Linked DNA regions of Homo sapiens: region 2 is linked to region 1. Evidence: chromatin contacts called from ENCODE Hi-C or POLR2A ChIA-PET data. All regions are on one chromosome and are shown on one strand. The core of a region is the stretch at or near the end of the contact, and the rest is flanking DNA. Distances in the headings are between cores, read along the strand shown.

What was found. Hi-C counts contacts between places; a loop is a spot of excess contacts on that map. ChIA-PET counts read pairs that join two places held with the same protein, here RNA polymerase II (POLR2A).
Region 2: POLR2A ChIA-PET joins it to region 1 with 81 read pairs in SK-N-SH. The contact joins the enhancer-like site here to the promoter of PHOX2A in region 1. A Hi-C loop is called at or near these places in 1 of 168 maps with a recorded cell type or tissue (endothelial cell of hepatic sinusoid). POLR2A ChIA-PET finds 5 or more read pairs at or near these places in 1 of 52 experiments (SK-N-SH).

Annotation. Positions count from the first base shown.
Region 1 is chr11:72,240,740-72,246,227 of GRCh38, reverse strand. It overlaps PHOX2A (paired like homeobox 2A), which reads left to right and starts at 2,052. Exons shown (of 3, transcript NM_005169.4): 1 at 2,052-2,440; 2 at 4,939-5,126. The coding sequence starts at 2,224.
Region 2 is chr11:72,325,911-72,331,398 of GRCh38, reverse strand. CLPB (ClpB family mitochondrial disaggregase) reads left to right here. Exons shown (of 16, transcript NM_001258392.3): 6 at 1,595-1,692. Among named protein-coding and RNA genes, the nearest start is that of PHOX2A, 84 kb to the right of the region's middle. Within about 2 kb of position 2,758, at least 2 of the 41 ENCODE cell types and tissues checked have a DNase peak (open chromatin) inside an H3K27ac peak, as active enhancers do.

The DNA.
Region 1 (5,488 bases), core at 803-3,302:
CCATGATCTCGTTGCTGTACTCCAGCCTGAGTGACAGAGTGAAAGACTGTCTGAAAAAAAAAAACACAAAATCATAGGGACAGAAAGAGGAATGGCGGTTTGCAGGTAGGATGGGGAAATGGAAGGTGTTGTTTAACGGGTAGAGTTTTGATTTTACAGGATTCAAAGAGTTATGGAGATGGATGTATTAATACATAAATATGAATGTATTTACTACCACAGAACTATAGCTCAAAGTGGCTAAGATGGTAAATTTTATGTTATGTGTATTTTGCCACAATAAAAACATTTGACAAGAGGTAATTTGAGAAACCTCAAAGAAATCCCCTGGCATGGAGTGGTTCCGGAGATTGGGGATAGAGAGTCCTCCTGGGAAGCCCAGAACGGATGATGGGGGAAGGATTACCTGAGGAGAGGCGCACTCCCCTCTGTCCTGACAAACTTGGGGAGAATTCCAGGAGTCCTTCTATCAACCCCCAAGGACTTCAGCTGGAAACAAAGACACGCCCTTCCCGCGGCTTCTCCATGGGTCTAGGACTCCCCATCTACAAGACCTGCCAAGATCGGTGGAAGAGGCTGGGGGTTGAGTGGACGAGCTGCCCAACCCAGCTCAGGAGCGACGGAAAAGTTATCTGTTCCCTTCTCTTGGTAAGGATTCTGAATGTGTCCCGCTGTCCCACAGCACGAGGGAGCTGGTGACTGAATCTGTGCAGGGATGTCTGGGCCAGGTGCAGACTGAGTCTAGGTGGTTTCCCTGGAGAAAAAAAGCGGGGGGCCCTGGAGAACAGGGGTAAGAGACTGAAGAACAATAAAGAGGTCACGGGGTACGTTCCCTTTCTGACATCCATCGCATCCTGAGCCCAAGGTCACAGGAGAGGGTCGCATACTGCAGATGGAGCTGAGGGAACGGGGGGAGAGGCAGGCGGGCCCTGAAGGTGCAAGGTCGTGTGGGCCTCGGGACAAGTCAGGGTAGAGGGACCTGGCTCCCACGACCCTCCCTCTCCGCAGCCCCGTGGAGGCCGCACCCCAGAGCCTCCAGCATCATCCCTGGGCCCCTCTGCGCTCCAGCCCTCGTGTCTAAGCTCCCCGGAGGCGTTTTCTCTCCGCTCTCAGCCTCTGCTCCCGCGCTTGTGGCTGTCCCTGGCCCTGTCTCTCTCAGACTGTCCCTGGGCATATGTGTCTGTCTCACGATTCCTGCCTCTGTTTTGTCTCATCCCTCCCTTGCTCTCCACCGCAGTCCTGGTTGCCGTCCATGTCTCATCCCGACCCCTTCTGTCTCCATGCCTCCCTCACTCTCTTTCTCGTCCCCCTGTCTCCCTGTCTCCTCTTGTCTCTCTCTTAACCTCATCTCCTGTCTCTGCCCTGTCCCCGCTCCATCCTGTCTCTCTCTTACCCTCATCTCCTGTCTCTGCCCTGTCCCCGCTCCATCCTGTCTTTCGCTGTGTATGTTCCGTCCTTGTCTCCCTCTGTGTACCTGTATCTCTTGTCCCTGTCTCCATCACTGTTTCTGCCCCTTTCTCTCCCGGTCTCTGTTTCCTCTGTCTATCCACGTCCCTTCCCTGTCCCCATCCCAGGCTCCGTCTCTTCCCGGTCTCCATCCCCCTTCCTGGGCCGCCTCCGCAGTCTCCGCCGGGATGGGACCTCGCTGGGGGCGGGGCTGAGGGGCCAGATCGGAATAACTCGGTTATCAGAGCGAATTGAATTAACTTCTTCACACGAGCGCCGCCAGGCCTGCCTCCCCTCCCTTCCGCGGGGCCGCAGGTGGGGAGGCCCGGGAAAAGGGTCGGGACCCTCTGGCCTCGGACGCTGTGTAGAGACCGAAGGTCTGGTCCGGATTGGGGCAGGATAGGGACTCCGGGGATAGGGTCCCGCGCATCCCAGCTCCACACCTCTGAGCCCTAAGACGGCGGCGGGGACCCTTCGGGGTGGGGGTCGGGGCGGCTTTGGGCGGTGTCTGGGCCTCCTAGGCCCCGCCCCTTCGGAGCTCGCCCCGCCCCGCCCCCCTCCGCGGGGTCCTGCGCGTTAAAAGGCGCGCGGGCCGGGCTGGCTGCACTTGCGTTGCACCCGGGCTGAGTGCGGCCGCGACGGGGCGGGCGGACTCTCGGGCGCTCAGAGCTGGCCTCGGGTCCTCGGAGCCTGGCGCTCGAACCTCCCTTCCGACCTCCACCCGGACCCCGACCCCGACCCGGCCTGGCCCGGCCCCCGCCCCCGCCCCCCGGGCCGATGGACTACTCCTACCTCAATTCGTACGACTCGTGCGTGGCGGCCATGGAGGCGTCCGCCTACGGCGACTTTGGCGCCTGCAGCCAGCCCGGCGGCTTCCAATACAGCCCCCTGCGGCCCGCTTTCCCCGCGGCAGGGCCGCCCTGCCCCGCGCTCGGCTCCTCCAACTGCGCACTTGGCGCCCTACGCGACCACCAGCCCGCGCCCTACTCGGCAGGTGAGCGCAGCCCCGGCCCAACCCTCCCTCCAATTCCTGCAGAATCCCTGGGCCCGCTCGCCAAGTGAATGCGACTGTCCCCCTCAGCCGCCCCCATTCCTGCCTTGGCCAGACCCTCCAATGCCCCGAGAGACCCCCAGAATACGAGGTTCTCCTCCGCAGGAATGAGCCTCACCCTCTCATCTCTCCTGTTCCTTTTTCTCGTTGCCAAATCTCTGTCTCGTGCCCTTCAGGTCAAGGAAATATATCCCCATCCAGCTCTGGGCCCCTTACCAGGCCTTCCCCTCACCACCTGCAAAGACTGACCACTAAACCTCTACAAGCGCTGGATCTTTGAAAAAGGCTCCCAGCCCAGCCCTATCACCACTTATCACCCCACCCCATCACCGCTGCCCCACGAGATGCATGACCCCCAGCAAGGACCTCTCCAGGCAGCTGAGCTGCCCAGACGGGAAGCTTCCTAGAGCTCGCGTGGCCATCAGGCCCCTCCTGCCCTGTCTTGGACCCACGCTGCCTGGGACCGAACCCTTCTGTAGCCACCAAAACCAGATCCCGTAGCCCGCAATAAAGGGGCCCGGGTTTTTAAGCCACTTGTATTTCCCCATTCCCCCAGACTCTCCCAGCTAGAGTTCTGTAGAACCCGGAAGCAGCTCCTGCATCCCCAAGACTTTAGATCCAAGTCCCTGTCCAAACCCTCAACCTCACTGAGCTTCTCAGTCATCTCAGCCCTCTGATTAGAGTCCCAGCCTGCCCTATGTAATCTTATCGCCTTCCCTCCTGGGAAGACTGCCGGGGACCCAAGTAGAAGACTGGGGCCTAAGGGCCAGGCGCGGTGGCTCATGCCTGTAATCCCAGCACTTTGGGAGGCCAAGGCGGGTGGATCACTTGAGGTCAAGAGTTCAAGACCAGCCTAACCAACATGGTGAAACCCCATCTCCATTAAAAATACAAAAAAAAAAAAAAATTAGCTGGGCATGGTGGCCCACGCCTGTAATCCCAGCTACTTGGGAGTCTGAGGCAGGAGAATCGCTTGAACCTGGGAGGCAGAGGTTGCAGTGAGCTGAGACTGTGCCATTGCATTCCAGCCTGGGTGACAGAATGAGACTCGGTCTCAAAAAAAAAAGAAGAAGAAGAAGAAGAAGACTGGGCCCTAGGCTGGGGTTTGGGGAAGAGATACGAGAAATGAGAACCTGGATTTGGAGAAATGAGGCCCAGGGTGGGGAGATTGGGTACCCTGAGCCAGATGAGGGTAGGGATTGGGAAGAGGGGAGACAGCCTCCAGAGATACAGGGTTTTGAGACCAGAGAGATGGGGATAAGGTACAGAGAGATGGGAGCAGAGATGGAAGCACTGGAAATCCTAGGAGAAATGGGGACTCAGGGTTGGGGAGATAGAGATAAGTATCAGGCGATGGGGACCAAAGAAGATTAGAAATAGAGATGACGAAGATAAGAATACAAATGGGGTGCTGGAGACAAGAATCAGGGGAGATGGAGGCCTGGATGGGACAAAGATGAGATTGGAGACCCCTGGTGAATATGAAGACTTAAACCAGGGTTACAGACAGGGAAGGGAAGTACTGTCAGAAACACTACCTATGGGGCAGTGGAGACTGGGATGGGTATAGGAAGAGAGTTGGGGGGCAGTGTTGGCTTTGGAGGAGATGGGACATGGAGAAGGTGCCTGGGGAGGAAGAAGGAGGGCAAAGAGAAGATGGAGGAAGTCTTCTCAATGGGCGCAAAGAGAAGATGGAGGAAGTCTTCTCAATGGGCACAAAGAGAAGAGTGGCTGAGAAATGGAAAGTTGAAGAGAGATTCAAATGGAGGAAGATTAGGAAGAGGAGAGGGGGACATCTAGGGGAGAATGGGGGTCAGGGGAGTGGGGCAGAATTGAAGAAATGAGGCTTGGGAAGGGGAGAGGTGGATGGGTGGAGGGAGCCAAATCTGTATACAGCTGAGAGCCGGTGGGAAGGCTGGTGGTAGGGCTGAAAGGAGGGCCGGTGGGAGGGTCTCTGTTGCAGAGCCTTGGCCCAGAACTGGTTAGTGGGAAGACTGGCAATGCTGATGAGACCTGACAGACATCCAGGGCCAGGGTAGACAGAGGGGACAGACGGGCTGAGAGACAGACAGGAGGGAAGGGTCGGAGGCACGGTTGAATGGGGGTGCAGGGGGAGATGGAGGGAACAGGGCTTGGGAGGAGGGCGACGACGGGGGTGGGGTGGGGGAGGGAGTGTCTTGGCTGGAGTATTGGATTATGCTTTCCCCTTGGCCGCTCTTGGGGCTCAGGTCTCCCTGATCTCCCTCCGCCTTTATCCCGCCGGCTCCATTGAGTAATAGGGAGGACGCTCGGCCCCAGGCTGCCGGGACCAAGACGAGGGATCAGGCCAGGGACGGGGGAGGCGTGTGATTCCCCCGGAGCTGGACACAACGGGTTGAACTCTGCTTCTCACTCCCCCATCCTTTTTGCCCCCCCCCCGGCCCCCCTGCACACACCCGCAGTGCCCTACAAGTTCTTCCCAGAGCCATCCGGCCTGCACGAGAAGCGCAAGCAGCGGCGCATCCGCACCACGTTCACCAGCGCGCAGCTCAAGGAGCTGGAGCGCGTTTTCGCTGAGACCCACTACCCCGACATTTACACGCGTGAGGAGCTGGCGCTCAAGATCGACCTCACTGAGGCTCGCGTGCAGGTGCGTGTATGCACGTGTGTGTACGAGAGTGCGCATGGAAGGAGGTGTGGGAGCTTAATGTCTAACACCTGGGGGTAGGGGAATACAGGCAGATGCAGCCCGAAGGCAGGGCGCGGTCCCAGGGTGCTTGGGCAGCTACGGGAGGCAGCAGGGCCCGGACTTGGAGGCCCTTGGGAGACCCGATCTGTTTAGCTCCAGGCTACCTCCGCTCTGTCTCCCTCTTAGGGCAGAAAGTTCCGAGTGATGCTTGAGAAGCCAGGAGGGAGGCCGAGGGGCTAGAGGGGGAGACCCAGGGGACCTCAGGGCCGAGCTGAGGAGGAGAGGGGGCAGGCCAGTCAGCACCCCTGGGGTTCCCTACCCCG
Region 2 (5,488 bases), core at 1,509-4,008, 84 kb before region 1:
AGAGTCTCGCTCTGTCGCCCAGGCTAGAGTGCAGTGGCGCGATCTCTGCTCACTGCAAGCTCCGCCTCCCGGGTTCACACTATTTTCCTGCCTCGGCCTCCTGAGTAGCTGGGACTACAGGTACCTACCACCACGCCCGGCTAATGTTTTGTATTTTTTAGGAGAGATGGCGTTTCACCATGTTAGCCAGGATGGTCTCAATCTCCTGACCTCGTGATCACCTGCCTTGGCCTCCCAAAGTGCTGAGATTACAGGCGTGAGCCACCACACCTGGCCAAAAAAAATTTTTTTGATTAAAAAAGTTTTATTAAAAATTTTTAATTAAAATTTTAATAAAAAAATTTTTAAAGTAGAGACTTGCAATAGGAATACTTCTGTATCATGATATAAATGTTTTCACATACTGGATTGAGAAATACTGGTTTTTACTGTACATCAACAGTGGCTGGACACCTACCCTGAGCCATGCCCTGTGCTAATTGGTTTCCCAGCCAGCCCATTCTATCCTATGGCAGGGACTGAGTCTTAACCTTCTTTACTTCAGACAGTACTTCCTGAGCAAGAGAGAAGCTCAAAAAATACTAGATAATTATTACCTTAATGTTCTGTGTAACACACATTTATTAAGCATCTGCTGTGTACAAAGCAGCTTTCTAATTATGTTTCTGTCTTCCTGCCCTTCCCTAAAGGGCAGGGCCAGATCTGATTCTTCTGCATCCTCAGGCCCCATTCATTCAGGGTCTGCCGACTTGAATGGAATGGATGGTTTTCGAAGAAGAGAGTGAGGTGCTTACACATGGGCTTTGGGAAGGCTGTGACAGCACAGAGTCAGAGTGACCTTTCCTCCATAACTGCCAAGGCTGGCACAAAGTAGACACTTGATACAGGCTTGTCAGCTGCCAGTACTTAGAGAGAAGGTAGATACATGGCCCCAAGCTAACCCCTTCTTCTTGTCATACTCAAAGTCTTTGTCCTTAAGTCACAGGAACTAATGATTGGAGGAAATACCCAGCCACATGCACTCACCCACCAACAGCCAGAGTGGCATAGACAGGTTGCTGGTGGTGCCCATGCCCTTCCAGGGGACTCAGCTGACTCAGACAGACAGGAAATGCCCAGAGGTCAGAGAGCATAAAAGGAGAGTAGCAGAAAACAAAGAAGGGGAACCATTTAATTGTTATTTGGGATATTCTCTGCCTTAGAAAGGAACCCTTTATATGGCTTCATGAATGAATGTTTATCTGTATGCTGATATGTTGGAAAATATGGACATTTTAATGAATACATGTATGAAATTGTATGTTTACATGTATTTGTGCTGCGGTATATTAACCTGTGTATTTGTTTGGCATACTTTCTTAGCATGTTCAACTGTGTGTGTTTGTGTATGTATAACACATCTACGTGTGTGTAGTATGTTATCGAACATGTGTGCATGCACATGTAGGAGCCCCAGTACCATGTTTTTCCACCATTTGTAGGTGTCCATGGACATTCCCAACATAGAAATCAGAGCCTTAAGCCACCTCCAAGGGAAGGCTGAGGTCCCACTGATCGTTCATAGAGCCTCTGTTTATCCTTCTTCTCTTGCCAGGAGCCAACCCCCTGCAGAGGAATGAAATGGGACACACACCCTTGGATTATGCCCGAGAAGGGGAAGTGATGAAGCTTCTGAGGACTTCTGAAGCCAAGGTAAGTCTCAGGGAAGGGAGGAGGCCTGTGGGTACTCCATGCATCATTTAATCCTTCACTCATTAAATTATGTCAGGCTTTACACCAAAGGCCACTTCTCCTTAGGTGATTATTATCTGTTTAAATACAGATATTATCTGTATTATTATCTGTTGATTATTATCTGTTTAAATACAAATCCAGCCCCCAGTCTCATCAAGAATAGGAAGCTGCCCCTATCATGACCAGGGAGCGGCCTTGGCCACTTCTGGCTTCTGAGCATTACCTTTAAATTTGGTTTATGAAGTGATGGATCTCCCAGGTCCTTTTCAGAGGAGGGGGTTCTAGCCAGACAAAATCCTTAGCCCAAGCAAAGATTTTGGTCATATTTTTCCTAGGCCTCATGTATTCTACAGTCTCATCAAACAATCTTTTCTTATCATCATTCTTTCTAGAACTATTCCTTCACCCCTCCCCTCCACACACACTCCAGAAAGCCTAGTATAGAATCTGAGCCAAAAAACCCTCCATTCTAATTCTGTTTTCCCAACCAAACTTTTGAACTCCTGAAAACAGGGCTAAGTCTTCCACCTCTCCCAGCCACAGAGCTGTAACTCAGGAACTACTGGACAGAATCCAAGAACTAGAATCACAAATCTGAGAGCTGGCAAGGACCTTAGAAATCAAGTCCAGTGATGGGAAATCTTACAAAAACATAAGCCAATAAATCAGAGGAAAATTGAGTTGTTCGAGTTGAAGGAGAGAGATGGACTAGAGCACTGCCCACGTGGCCTGCCCTTCACTCCTGCCCTTCACTCAGCCTCTGAGGGGACTCTGCTGTTGCCACAAGTTTCAATCTCTGAAACCTAAATCAGCTGACTTATTTTACTCCTGGAGAAACTGGAGCCCAGGGCTGTGATGTGGCTTGCCTTTGGTCCCAGAGTGAGTTAGCATCAAAACTGAACATAATAGGCTTGACTACAGGTCATGTGGTAGGTTCAGTGGCAGGACGGGGACTGGAAGACCTGGTTTTTGACTTTTGTGCCCTTTCCAGCCTCATGGAGTCTGTTATCCACAAATTGGCTGAAGTACCTTGAGATGATTCAGTGTGGCAGGTCCCACCTAGTGGCAAATATTCTCTGTCTTGAGTCCAAGCACTTAGCTCCCTGGACTGAGACTGAAGAGATGTGGGTTCTGATCCTAGCTTCACCACTCACTGCCCATGTGACCTTGGGCTACCACATCCCCTCATTAAAGCTCAGTCTTCTGTGATATGAAAACATTGTACTAAATGGTTTCTAATGTTCTAGGCAACATATGATTGTCTATGGATCAGTCAGGATAAGCTAGATTATGCTATTGTAACAACCCCAAATTTCAGTGGTTTAAAACAAAACAAAATAAGATTTATTTTTGCCTTATGTTGCATGTTCCTTGTGGTTGTGGGTGAGGGGCAGACTCTGTTCATCCTAGGCACTTAGGGATCCCAGCAGGCAGAGCAGCCACCCACTGGAATGTTGCTAGTTGCTTGCCAGAGGGAAAAGGATGCTCTGAAGGGTCTTACATCTGCAGTTAAATGCTCAGCCTAGAAGGAGGATCCTTTTCTTCCACTCACTATTCATTGGCCAGAACTAATCCCATGTTTCAAACCAATCATAAGGGGGGCCAAGAAGAGTGATCCTACCATGTGCCTAGAATGGGAGAGCTGGAAATATTTGGTAATCAACATGAACCATACAGAGTTTGCCTCCCTGGTATTTTTAGTAACTGTTTTGCAGTAGTTTCTTCTGGAGAAGGGAAGGAATTAGGAAGGGTGACTAGCTTTTCACAGCCCATCCCCGGGGGCCCTTGTGACCAGAAAGAACTACTAAATTTCAGAGGGCAAATGCTTCTTTCCTTTTGTTCAGATTTTTCTGTCCTAGGAGCAGGTCAGGAGGTCAGGTCAACTTCCTTAAGTGCCTTAAGGAAATCCCTCAGCACTGTTGTGCATAATCTTAGGGACTGCATGCTCATCATCAGCTCCCCTTTCAAGCCCAGTGGCTTTTGCCTGAGAGACCAGCCCTAGACTTGGCCAAGAGTACCTGTAGCTTTTGAGCTTGTGTGACATAGAGCAGGTACTGGTCTGGCCACTGAAGCAAGAGAACAGGCCCCTTAGTGCCAGCGCTGGTGGAGGGGTTAGGCCCACTGAGGGACCCTTCACAAAATTTAGCTGCCCAAGGGAAGTGGCTTGAAGTTGGCCACATTATTACAGGGCTAATGTCCAGAGTGAACAAATGGCAGTTGCAATCCCCTGTGCCAGTCAGACCCTTCTGGAGCATGGAGGGCAATTACAGACACCATATTCGAAGTAGACATTGATCTCTTAGAATCTGTGCAGAAAAGGGCAGTAGGGTGGCAGGAGGAACTATGCCATGAGAGAAAGCTGATGGTAATAGGGCATCTGGCCAGAAGAGGAAGAGCATAGAAACAGCTCTGAGTGAGAGGGAGTGAGATTTATTCCATGGCAGAGCCAGAGTGGCTAGGCTTATTGGGCAGCAGCTTCAGGGAAGAGCCCCTAACACAGCTGTCCCACCATGGAGGGGCTGCCTTAGAGGCTAAGAAGACCACTTGGAGCCAGTCCAGGGATTCCCTAGCTCTCAGCTGGAAGATCATTTCATCCGTTGTCACTCTGTGCACTTGATCCCTTCATCCAGTCTGGACTTTCTCCATTCTGAATGTGTCCACTGAGCATCTCCACCTAATTGCTTTGCTGTCCCATCAGATTCTACCTATGTGAAGCACCCCTCAGCCCTCCCTGGATGCCAACGGCATTGGCTTTCTCTGAGTTGTTCAGCATCTACTTGGTCACCCATTCATTCTGTTCTGCATTTTTCCTCCAAACTGCAAAAAGCTTCCTCTTCAAAATTGTGAGGCAGGCTTTTGTGGGAAGAACACCATTTTAGACCTGGTTTCTTCTCCCTCTGCCAGTAAGTAAGAAGCAGCTGCCTCTGAGTTCAGGCCCTGCATCTGTAACATAATGACTCAGGCCTGGAGGCTGCTGAAGCTCCAGCCTGGGCCCCATCTCCTGGCTCTTTGTCTAGACATGGGTTGCTGTCACTCTGATCTTATCTGGCTCCCCTTCTCTCTGCTCAGCATCCCCCTGCCACCCTGCTCAGCCTCCTCCACCTCCACCTACCACTCTGTAGTCAAATTATGCTCATAGAAAACTTGTATTAAAGTTGTATGTCCCATTATAGAAGTTTTAGAGATACAGAAAAGTAAAATGAAGAGAAATAAATAATATAGTACATATTTATGAATGACATCTATGTGCCAGGTTCTGGGCTAGATGGGAAGAAGACTGATGAGTAAAACACTCAAGGAGCTATAGTCTGATAGGGAGACAGGCAAGTAAACCATGACACCACTGAGTCATCAGTGGTATGACTTATCAAGGAAGACTTCCTGGAAGAGATGACAACTGAGCTGAATTTAATTCAAAGACTCTAGCCCTCCTACCAAGACATAACCACTATTAATATTTTTAATTAATTATAACAATGATATATACTGTTTTTATCAAATGCATCTAGGTAGTGTGCCAGGTGCTCAAATACATATTTTTCTAACCCTGTAGCAAATCTGTGAAGTAGTTCTTGTTACCCCTGTTTCAGATGGGAAAACTAAAGCTGCAGGAAAGCAAGCAGATGATTTACAGAAAACCAAGTTGTTATAAGTGACTATTAGGAATTGAACAATAGGTTTCCTCTTATGATACTGTATTAGCCTTCTCTGGATCATATCTATGTATAGTTATATAGATGGCCTTTTTTGTAAA